Regions from separate parts of the Mus musculus genome. Here regions 1 and 2 are each linked to region 3. Evidence: chromatin contacts called from ENCODE POLR2A ChIA-PET data. All regions are on one chromosome and are shown on one strand. Each heading gives the region's core, a stretch centred on a gene start or an enhancer-like site at or near the end of the contact. The rest is flanking DNA. Distances are from core to core; before and after follow the strand shown.

Evidence for each region. ChIA-PET counts read pairs that join two places held with the same protein, here RNA polymerase II (POLR2A).
Region 1: POLR2A ChIA-PET joins it to region 3 with 24 read pairs in Patski. The contact joins the enhancer-like site here to the promoter of Vav2 in region 3. POLR2A ChIA-PET finds 5 or more read pairs at or near these places in 2 of 5 experiments (Patski and embryonic stem cell).
Region 2: POLR2A ChIA-PET joins it to region 3 with 12 read pairs in Patski. The contact joins the enhancer-like site here to the promoter of Vav2 in region 3. POLR2A ChIA-PET finds 5 or more read pairs at or near these places in 4 of 5 experiments (Patski and embryonic stem cell).

The regions. Positions count from the first base shown.
Region 1 is chr2:27,324,185-27,327,892 of GRCm38, forward strand. All of the region lies in intron 3 of Vav2 (vav 2 oncogene), which reads right to left. Among named protein-coding and RNA genes, the nearest start is that of Sardh, 79 kb to the left of the region's middle. Within about 2 kb of position 2,352, at least 1 of the 3 ENCODE cell types and tissues checked has a DNase peak (open chromatin) inside an H3K27ac peak, as active enhancers do.
Region 2 is chr2:27,502,073-27,505,949 of GRCm38, forward strand. It overlaps a transcript of Brd3 not described here. Among named protein-coding and RNA genes, the nearest start is that of Wdr5, 11 kb to the right of the region's middle. Within about 2 kb of position 2,524, at least 1 of the 3 ENCODE cell types and tissues checked has a DNase peak (open chromatin) inside an H3K27ac peak, as active enhancers do.
Region 3 is chr2:27,424,859-27,428,943 of GRCm38, forward strand. Vav2 (vav 2 oncogene) reads right to left here and starts at 2,750. Exons shown (of 28, transcript NM_009500.2): 1 at 1,418-2,750. The coding sequence starts at 1,621.

The DNA of each region.
Region 1 (3,708 bases), core at 1,102-3,601, 100 kb before region 3:
TGGGAAGGAAAGTGACTAGATTCAGAGATGGCTAGACATGTGTAATTCCAGTTTCAACGGGTCTGACCCCTACCCCTCTTCTGGCCTCCAAGGACACCAGGCACACACACATGGACAGCATACATCCACATTAAAAAAAAAAAAAAGAATAAATCTAAAACAAACAAAAAAAGAAGCCACGAGTGTGCTACACTAAACACATCCTGACCTAGACACACACACACAGAAAGCCAGCTCCCCCAGCCTGGGTGAGGTCCTCCTTCCATATCTGAACATTCCTGAACACTCACTTCCTCATACCCACTTCTGGGAAGCCAAGCTTCCCCTGCACCGGCATGGGGATTAGGCGGATACCCCCACAGGAAGAAAACCACAGCAGGCAAGAAACCCCCAGCATCTCAGGCCCAGAGGCAGCCTGACCTCCTGAGCAGCATCTAATTCCTGCTCGGCCCTCCTCTGCACCCCCTCACCCCCCCCCCAGACCCTTTATCTAAGCATCCAGATACCCCAGGGGACACAACTGACAGCACAAAGGTATCTCTGGCCAAAGGATTGAGACTTGAGAACAACTAAAGGAGCACCCGGAGCCCAACTTAAAATGAAGCCCAACCCTTTCAACAACTCCAACCGCCCCTCCTCCTTCCTCTCCTACCCTACTCTACCTCCAAGGACATTTATTCAAGCTGGCCACTGGCCAGTTGTCACAGACCCAGGAGCACCTGGGGCTTTGTGATTTTGGCACTAGGACTTCTATGCCCATCTCTGAACAGTGATCTCCACCAAGTGCAGACATACAACCTGTATCTGCAGCTTGGTTGTTAAAGTAGCCAGAGAAAGACCCCAGAATCAGCTGCCCTCCTTCTACAACCTGGGAATATAACTGTGGTTGATTCTAGTGGATAGGACCTTCCCTACCCAAGAACTCCTCCACCCCAGAATAAGGCAACCTCTCTCACCTCTGTAAGATAGGCAAGCTTTCCAAACTGGTATCTACAAACAACCTTGACCAGGAGCCAAGCCACTGCCTCCACCTGGTTCATTCCAGGGGGATGGTGAGATCTGAAGGAAGGAGCCAAGAGCTAGGCCCCTCAAAGTAAGAGATCTTAGTTTCCTGGCTCATCTGAGCCGCACTGCAAAAGGTGGGCAGCACAAATGTTTACATCGAAACAAACCAGGAAAGGCTCTCATCCAGGAATCACATCACCCCTTTGTGCATCCTTTATGTAGTGGTGTAGGTCCCTTCCCTACAAGCCCACTCTGCTGGGCCTCAGGCCTCAGGCCTTGCTCCCATAGAGCCCCTGTAAGCACCAGCTCCAGTTGCTGAGAGCCTTTTCCTTGAGCAGCCTGCAGGACCACCCAGGTCCCCTCACAAGTCCACAGAGGCCTTGGCCTCTAGGTGCTCCTGCACCCTGCTGTTTCTTCCCATGACAGACTTGAAGAAAGATGTAGCCTTGAAACAAATGTGGCCCCAGAAGGTACTAGAGCTGCATGTGAGAAGGTACTCAGATTAGCATCTGGCTTTGGTACAACTTGGTTCATCAGATCATCTCAAAAACGTGGGACCCAAAATATGTTCTGCAGGCTCTGTAGACATTTCAGGTGGATGTGACCTGGATTGAGACAACAGCATCTTGCTTCCGTTTTCTAGTGCTGGTTCAGAGAGCATGTGCAGACCTTGAGACTGTATACATCTCACCAAATCCCTGTGTGTGACCTCACCCATTGGGTGGTCTGATCCTTCATGGCCTGGCTGTGCAATAGGTGGGAACAGGTCAGACTGTGTGCCCTGAGTCCTGCAAGTGAGACAGCCAGAGAGCTCACATGTGCCTAGATGTATCTATCTATCCTGTAAGGAGAGGCAACAACTCCCCACCCCCACCCCCGTGCAGGGGTGACACTTCCAGTGCTGGAATGGGTACAGACTGGTCCCCTAGTTCCACATGTAGACAACACTACTTGCAGGCCTTGGCCAGGCCTCCACATTGGACCCCGAGACTTCCTCAGATCACAGGAAGGAAGAAGGGACTGGCACTAAGGCACTAACCACCCTCAGGGTCAATTCTGCTCTCCTCAGACATGAGGGAGTGAGCTAGGTGAGCGCAGAGGCCAGCATTGGTGACAAAGCCCAGAGACGGGCACACAGGGGCACGACTGAACCACAGGTCCCTTTGGCACCACTTGGCCAGGGAGGAGGCAGCCACGCAGAGTTGAAAGGCACACCAAAAGCCTGGAGGTGAGAGCTGCTTAATTATTCAAACAGGCACCTGGGTAGCCACATCCTAATTGGCGGGAAGGCCTTGAAACCCTGGTGTCTGTCTTATTAAAAACAGCTCTCCTACTAAACAGCACCAACTGTCAAAACATGCCCACAGACGGGTCGTGATTGGTCTCCTCAGCCGCCATCCCGCCCAGTCCAGACAGTGGGGTGAGTAGTGTGCCTTGCTCCACACCACACCCCTGCTAGTTCTCCGGTCAAAAAAGCAGGCCAGTGTCATACCACCAACAGAGAGTGGGGAAGAGAACAGCTTTGGCCTGGGAAAGTCTGAGTGGCTGCAGCAGAAGGCATGCTCTCACTTCAGAGGTCCAGGTTGGTATCAGAATTACAAGAGTTAGGGTCTAAGTTTCCAGCCTCAGTGACCTCATCTGATAAATGGGGACAAACCAGGCACTTCCACACAAATAGCAAGGGAGGTGATGGTGAGGGCACCTGGATCCTGCTCTAAGTAGAATAATCCCAGTGGCCTCCTGGGCAGAGGGGACATAAGGACTCCGCCAATTGGGGACAGAGTCTGGTGATACAGGAGTTCAGTTACCATAGGGTTGGGCTAGGACCACAATGGAAGCCAGACTGGACATATAAGAGGGTTCTGCCACTTTAATGAGACTTGGGAAGTAGGGACAATAAGGCAAAGCCACTGCCACAGCCCTGACAGTGATCTCTGGTCTCTGCCAAGGCCCAACAGGGGTGAGGATAAGGGAAGTAGGGTGCAGCTGACTCAGAGCCTCCTGGGGCCAGACTCCGACTGACCCCCGACTCCCACAGGGCCCTTGTGGCCTGCATCTAGAGCCCCACAGAAACAGTTAGGGCTCTGCTGTGCCCCGCCCTGTCTGGGGAAGCCTAGGGAGGAGCCTCTGCTGATAACCCAGGAATGTTGCTTCTCAGCTTCTCGTACCCTGGATTCAGAGCCTCTAGCAGGCAGAGGTTTGGTAGGAAGAGGCCAGCTGATAGATAGATACACAGGGCATTCCTGCGCCCCGGCCCCCTCCTACATACCAGTCAAAGCAAGTTGGGGGGGGGGGTTGATCAGGCTGATAATGGAAAGTCCTGGCGGGCACACAAGCAGCATCATAGCCATAGTCAAGAACAGAGGGAAACAAGGCAACCATGCTTGTTTGCTGTTTATGCCCAGCTAGCTTTCTTCACTCTTAAATGCTTTAGGGCCCAGGGAAATGGTTCCACACATGGAGGGCTGCATCTTCCTACATCAATTAACAATCAAGATGATTCCCCACAGACATTATCACAAACCAATCTGATGCAGACAGTACCTCAATAGACTCATTCTTCCCAGGTGACCGTAGTTTGTACCAAGTTCACAGTTAAGACTAACCAGCACAGAACTCCATGCTACACACTTCCCACCTGGGCAACACCCTATGGGCAGCCTGCCTGAATGAACACTTAGGACGAATCCTCCAGGGACCAGG
Region 2 (3,877 bases), core at 1,274-3,773, 77 kb after region 3:
CTAGTTGGTCCAGCTATTCCAACAGAAGTCTATATCCCTTCCTCAGACCTGAAACCTACATCGTCCACTACTCCCCCAGATACTGAAAACCGTCTGTTTAGCCTGGTACAGGGGGCTTTTTTGGTACTCAATCGTACCAATCCCAACATCACTCAGTCTTGTTGGCTGTGTTATGCCTCCAATCCCCCATATTATGGATGCAGACCTAGGAGCGCTAAAGCAGTCCATCACCAAACTCGAAGAATCTTTGACCTCGTTATCAGAGGTAGTGCTACACAGAACAGGAGGGGGAAAGATCTTCTTTTTCTTAAAGAAGGTGGACTCTGCAGCACTAAAAGAAGAGTGCTGTTTTTATATAGACCATTCTGGTGTTATCAGGGACTCCATGGCTAAGCTCAGAGAAAGGTTAGAAAAACGAAACAAAGAAAGAGAAGCATATCAAGGATGGTATGAAAATTGGTTTAACAGGTCTCCCTGGTTTACTACACTTATATCCACCCTGGCAGGCCCTCTGATTATCCTTTTCCTCCTGCTTACTTTTGGGCCATGTATTTTAAATAAGCTGGTTGCTTTTGTTAAAGATAGAATAAACGCCATACAAGTCATGGTCCTCAGACAGCAATATCAGACTCTTCAACAAGAAAAAGAAAGGTCACTCTAAGATTAGAGCTATCCACAAAAAGAAGTGGGGAATGAAGAGCAAAAGCTTATAATTTTGGGTCTTTTAGCATTGTGGTATCTAAGTTCAAGAAATTCAGGGCTAAAGAATAGACCCAGGCGGGTCCAGGCACAGCCAAACCCACCCTGTAGCTAAGAATGTCCTGCCATAAAAGATAAAGAAAAGAATGCAGGAACTAGCCAAGGCTATCAGGACAGACCAAATGGCCATCTGGCAGGATGGCGCCTCCTGGGCGGCGCCTCCCTATAGCCCCCCATAAATCATACATTGACCAGGTGTCCTGCTGACCTTGAGAAGTCCCAAGCCCTTGTGCCTCCCTACACCTTAGCCGGCACGTATTACCCTGTTAATTTGTAATCACCCCGCCAACATTTAAATAAGCCAATCATGTGTGACCACGCAAATTTTTTCAGCTCCCCCCTTTTGGTTTGTAGTTTTTGCCTTTATAAGCCTGTAAAAAGTTTGGGCCAGGGTCGAACTCCCCTGCCCCCTGTGCAGTGCATGAGTTTCGACCCCAGCATGCTGGCTTGAGTGCTCCTTTGTTGTTTGTGTGTTTGTGTGCCATTAAAGCCTCGTGTAGTTACAGCGAGTTCGGTCTCAGTGTCCTACTGGGTGCGCACCTCCCAGAGGTCCTGTGTCATTTATCCAGAGGGACTCCCCACGGGGGTCTTTCAGCAACAGAGTTTCTACTAACTGAATAATGAAACCGTCCCTATACACTGGTCCTCAACAGTTAAACTCAGGCACAATACCTTGCTACCTAAGGTACCACATCTCCATTGCCCTAATTTTGGGCTGACTTTCTTGTCCTCCACCAAGGAGTTGTGTGTTGAGGTTTGGTGTTTTGCTATAAATTGTCATGTTAAAACTGGCCCCCAAGGCCTGGTTGCCCCCAAGGAGGAGAAAAATCTGTGTGTAGATCCAAGTGACCTTACCTCCTAACTTATCCCTGATTGGTGGATAAAATGCCTACAGCTTATATCTGGGCAGAACTGAAATAGGCAGGGCCTGACTTGGAGTCAGATGAGAGCCATGAGGGAGGGAGTAGAAGGTGGAGAAAGGAGGAAGCCACCATGGGGTGGGTAAATCATGAGATCATGGCCAGTTGGAGTTAAGAGCTGCCCAGATGGAACAAGACAAAGTATAGCTTGGGGTTATAGATGGGGAAATAGATGATGATAGCATAGAGGGTAGATTTCTGCCTGGCTCTAGTGCCGACTAGGCTTATTATAAATAGAAAGGTCCTGTGTCATTTATCCAGGAACTGAATGGTCAAAGGGGGGTTAGAAGCCCTGGATTGAGATGAACTATTTCTACAGCAGATGTGTTCCACTGCCAATGAGGCTCTGGCTGCCGGTCTAGGTGTTGGAAGGGGGCCTGTTTTGCTTCTGGTGCTGCTCTCAAGGCCAGCCTGGCCTCAGCTACCAGTGAGACACAGACTGAGCCACTCACATTCCCATATTTGCTCCATCCTAAGCTTGTGTGTGTGTGGTAACCTCGAGGATGGAGAGAGGATACAGTGCTTACAGCACTAGGCTCCAGAGTCCAGCACTGGTCTGAGCCTCTGGCCCTTTGCACTTCCTGTGTCAGTGTTTCTATTTTAGGCTGCTTGTTCCTCCCTGGGGATTCTCTGCGAGCCTGTGGGAAACCCAGGAAGGCAAGCACTATAGCCACAACCTGATCTATAGTCTTTGCTTCAGTTCTCCAGTTTCTTACTGTGCGTAGAGGGGGTTGGGGGACGCAGTACATGCAACAAACACAGTTCATCCATCCCCTCGCAATATGCCTCTGATTGGCAGGGCAAACCCTATCACCACATAATCCCAAAAGAGTGGAACACTGCAGTTCAAGCGTGCTCAAGAGGCAGCCCCAGGAGAGGAAGGGGGGCTGGAGAGGAAACTCTTGGGTAACAGGCAGCCTGAGACAGTCACTGCTGTGGGAACTGTAGTAAGAGAATGACATCTGACTCCTACCCCACCAGAGCCAGTGAGGCTAAGGAGGCAGGAAGAGCAGGGTCAGGCCTTCGTGTGCCATTGCTGACACTTTCTCTGAGTCCCATTTTTATCATCTGTACACAGCAAAAGGCTGGATGAGATTAAAGTTCTCCTATGAGTGGAAGTAGGGGGCTCAGCAAAATAAAACAGTAAACAGTCGGTGCTCAGAAAGGAACATACCCTGACATGATTGACAGAACGGGTACGCCTAGGCAGAACACAGGATGCCAAATTCCTATTTCACGAAAGATGGTGTTCTGGGGAGTGAAGTACCGGCAGGTGCTGGCTTGAGCTTGTATGCCCAAATGTCCATAAAAAGCCAGGCACTGTGACATCCATGTGCAACCCCGGCACTGGGCAGGTGGAGACGGATATCCCAGGAGCTGGCTGGCTATCCAGTCTTAGCAATGCTGTGAGCATCAGGTTCAGGGAGAGACCCTGCCCCCAACCCCAACCCCTCCCTCCCAAATAAGGTGGTCCATGCCTTTAATCTTAGCACTATGAAGGCAGCGTCAGGAAGATCTCTGTTACTCCAAGGCCAGCCTGGTCTATGCAGTTCTGGGTTAGTTAGTCCCAAGTGAGACCCTGTCTCAAGCAAAACAGAACAATAGTAATAAAGATAATTAATATTAATAGTAAAAATATTCCAGTGGTGGTGGCGGTGGCGCAGCCTTTAATCTTAGCATTTGGGGGACAGGAGGATCTCTGAGTCGGAAGCCAACCTGGTCTACAGAGCGCGTTCCAGGACACCCAAAGCTGCACAGAGAAACCCTGTTTTAAAAAAGGAAAAGAAAACTATTCCCTGGGCCTCAGGGCCTCTGAGCTTCTCAGGGCTGTCACATCTGCCTTTCTTTGTCAAGTCCTTTCTCGTCTAGGAAGCTCAACCTGAGCCCAGGTGGGAGGAGCCACTGAGACAGAGCTAGGTGCGGCCTGACTTTGGAAGCAGGGCCACATTCCTGAGATTCTTCCTCTAAGACCCGGCCCCGGCTGATCTTAGGGCCAGATGGTCTTGAGACACATCCGGTGCTGTGGCTGGGCTCCCAGCACCACCTGGAGGTAAGGAGAGTCCCAATCCAGCAACTTTGGCCTGCAGTTTGCTGGAAACAGTATAGTTTAGAGCTTCAACCCAGCGGACATTCCAGTTGTTGGTTGAGTGCTGTTATCTTCCCTCAGCAGCTACCTGGGTGGTGAGCAGATGGATCTT
Region 3 (4,085 bases), core at 1,500-3,999:
AAACGCCTTTAATCCCAGCACTCGGGAGGTAGAGGATTTCTGAGTTGAGACCAGCCTGGTCTACAGAGTGAGTTCCAGGACAGCCAGGGCTACACAGAGAAACCCTGTCTCGAAAAATCAAAAAAAAAAAAAAAAAAAAAAAAAAAAGAAAGAAAGAAAAAGTTCTCCCTACAGCAACCATTTAAGTGTGCTACTTGGGCACACTCAGATCTTGCAGGACTCCAGATGCAAGACAGACCCTGAAATCTCCCTCTCTGGCTCTCTGGGCTGCTGGGGTACTGGTATCAAGCAGGAGGACAACCCTCTCTCTTTCCCTCCAGGGGCTCTCCTTTGTCAAACAGGAATCGGCTGGCCTCATCTCTATGGAAAGGCAGACACAGCCAAAGGGCTTTAGGGGGAGGGGTGAAACCCGCCAGAATATTAGGATTAGTGACTCTCGGAGTCATCGCGTTTCCCACAGTCCTAGAAGAGAATTCCCGGCGTCCACTAGGAGTTTCGAAGTGGGCGGGTCGCACCTGGACAGTACCCGGCTGAACTAGAGCTGCCTAACTCTTCTCTCCACCTCCCAGATCCCTTTAAAGAGCGACCCCCGAAGGGCGGGCCACATGCCTCGAATTTGCTTAACTCTCGGCCAAGTTCCCTTCAAGGGGCCAAGAAAAGCAGCTTCAGCCAGCAGAGCGGACATTTTCCTGCCCTGCCCTGCCCTGCCCTGCGGCCAAACGCGTGTCTTGGCCTCCACAAAGGCCACACTGGAGCGACCACCGAAGTGGGGGCAATGAGAAGGCGAAGAAGACTCCAACCCAGAGGCTATCCAGGAAGGCCCCCGAGGCAGCTGGTCCTGGGCTGGGGTCCGGGAGGAGGCGCAGGCCAGAGAGGGGGCGGCGCCCGGCCCTCCCGCTCCCTCCGGCCGTAGCACCCCACCCGGCCCGGCCCCTCCGCCGAGCTGCGGGTAACAGTAGCCACCACTCCACCTCATCCTTCAACGGCTCCAACTCAACCTCCATGGGCTCCGGTCGTCTGGCACGCAGCCGGGGACGTGACCCCCAGCGTGGCACGCACCCGGTTGGAAGGGACACTCGGGGACCCGGGCCTAGACGCAACACTGCAGTGCTGGGCGTTACACCGAGGCTGGAGTCGCCCTCCACCAGGCAGCCGTAGACTGGGGAGCCGGCGCACACAAACCGTTCCCGCGGCGGTGGTAGCGCGCCCTAGACTGGGGGACTTTAGCCAACTTCGCGCCTTCGGGGACCGCCGCTCTCTAGAGCGGGAAGAGGAGACCGGGATGTGACCTGCTCTGCACTGACCCCTGAGCCAGAAGCTCCGGCCAGAGAACCTGGGCCTCCCGCGGCCCACGCTCCAGTCAATGCGCCCCTCAGATCGCACACCCGAGTCCCTCCTGCAGTGCCGGGACCCTCACCTGGGACATCTGCGGCCGGAAGTTGATGTCCTTAAGGTCGATGGAACCGGGGGAGAGGTTGTGCAGCAGCTGGCACAGAAGGACGCCGTCGCGCAGCGCCTGCGCCAGGTCGAAGACCACCGCCGAGGGCCACACGACGCGGTGGTTGGGCGGCAGGACCTTGCAGTCGATGAGCCAGCGGCCGCATTGCCGCCACTGCTCCATGGCGCCCGCGGCGCCTGTGCGCTCGCCGCTGCGGCCGCTGGCCAGCTGGCTCAGGGTAGCGCTCCGGCCAAAGTGCGGTGACCGCGGGGCATCCCGCCCGCCCGCGCGGGGCTCGGCCGCCGGGGCGGGGCTTCGCGCAGGCGGCCCCGGGTCCCCGCTGCGCGGCCGCACGGCCCTCCTCTTCCTCCTCCTCCTCTTCGGGCTACTAGCCGGCCGCCGCTCCCGCCCACGTGCGGCCAACCGGCGCTCGCGGGGCAGCGTGCGGGGTCCCTCTTTCACACACACAAGTCCGCTCGTGCTCCGGCCGGGGCTCCACGCCTCCTGCAGTCGCAGCGCTTCTCGATCCGCCCCTCTGGGCGCCGCATTCTGAGCTCCGGGCGCCCCGCTTCGGCCACCGCTCCTGCCCCACCCGAGACAAAGGCGCAGCGGGTCGCTCGCTCCCTGCGTCCGGCGCCTGAGCTGCTCGCTCCACCGTCGCTTTGTTCGCCGGGCCCGCGGGCTCTACGCCACTCGCGGGGCACTGGGACTCCGAGGCTCCGCGGCTCCTAGGCGCTGGGGGTGCAGGGGGCGCGGCCACGGCCGGGCGGGGCCGGGGGCGGAGCTGGCACCTTCACCCGGCACCTCCCCGGAGACCCAAGCACCGCCTCCAACCCGTCCTCCCACTTCCTGCCCCTGGGCCGCCAGCGAAAGTTGAGGAAGGCGGGGCTCCTGAGCAGGCTCCCCGCCCACGACTTTCCCTAGGTGCACGTGGAGGCTGGAGGTCTTTCTTGCGGTGCGATGAGGCCGCCGCACGGCAGAAGAGACTAGAAGATGACCGCGGTAACGCTGGGTGCCCTTGCAGGGTCTTTCGGCAAAGATAGACCCCAGAACGCGAACCAGGCTGGCCTACACACCCTACGCCCCTATGGCCTCTTCCAGTCCTCTGTCCTTGCCAGGGTCCGCAAGACACTCCGCCTCCACAATAACGGAGAGAGGGGGAAAAAAATCCTTCACTTTCAGCCCCCTTGATTGTCTAGTGGGAGGTGCTGGAGAGATAGACCGTGTTGTGTCCTGAGGACATTGTGACAGTGGGAGGGACTTCAAAAGCATAAATAACTGATTTTTGTGATTAAAATTAATTTGCTCTGGACAGTATCAGGAGCTGTGGGTTCTTGGTAAAGAAGAAGGGAACCCCACAAAGCCAAGTCTTCTATGAGACTGGTGTCATGAAAGGGAGCTAGAAGAGAGGAAAGTGACCAGTTTCCAAGAGCCGAGCTTTTGTGGGCGGTGTTCTGTCAGCCCCTGCCTCTCTCAGTTTACCTGGGCCAGGGAAGGATGACAGATCTGTCCCCTGCACCCAGGGAAGTCCCTCCCAGAAAGGCCTCTCTCTGCAGGAAGTCCCATCACCTGCCCCACCTAAGGAGGAAGCATGAACCCTAATCCTAGAGATCCGGCAGAGAAGCCAGGTAGAGCCTTCAGCCCCTCTACTTCACCTCTGAATAGCTTCAGGGGAAGGACCTCCTGCGGACTGGGGGTTAAATCGTCCAAAGCACAGGGCTACAGGCAGACCCTCCAGCATCTCCCTAAGAGTCATTCAACACCCTGCACCAAAGGGAGGAAAAAGAAAGAAGGAAAGAAAGGAGATTGCAAAGCTGAAAGCAAAGCACCCTGCTAAATGCTGCTGCATTCATGCCTTGGCGTGTGTACCCAGGGAGCTCTCTCACAGAAAAGAGGCCTCTGTGCTCCCAGCACTCCAGCCTTCCTGCCTCATCAGAAGCTAAGACCAGGTCTAGGACAAACGAATTTTGCCATCCAATCAAGCGTTCGTCTGCTGCCCCCTGGTGGTCTTGAGGGCAATGGCATCAGCTGACAGCCTAGATGCTACAAAAGAGGGGTCTGTCTGTCTTTGAGGGGCTGTAGTGCAGAGCATATAGTGGAGTTAGCATGTCAGTCCTCCAAGTCAGAAGATCCAGGCCTCCTGGCACCAGCAGAACTCTCTGGTACCCAATTCCTTATCTGGCTAGTGGGGACATCACTCATCTCGGAAATAATAGAAAGGATGAATGAAGAAAAGCTGGGTGGGAAGTATTCCAGGTGTCTGTTGTGCATGTGTAGGTCAGAGTTCACGAGCTCAAAACAAACATGCGGAGGACTGGTAAAGGGGATCTTTCTCCTCACCCATTCTCTCAGCCCAGAACTGTTCACCAGGATTGCCCTCTGGAAGTGTCCAAGAGAAGTGTACCTCCCCACTTTGGTCATGAGCACCACTGAAAGCCACTTGTGCTGAATACCAGAGCTCTGCAGTGAACTGAGCAGACGAAACCCTGAGGTAGGAACTGTCAACCCCAGCCACATGTCTGGGATGTGGGAAGTGGGCCACCAACTAACCATGCACGAGGCTTCAGAGAAGAATGCCCCTGGAAAGGGGTAGCAGGTCTCCTGGGAGCTCTTACGGGATAGGGGCAAGCATGGCTATGGAGAGCCA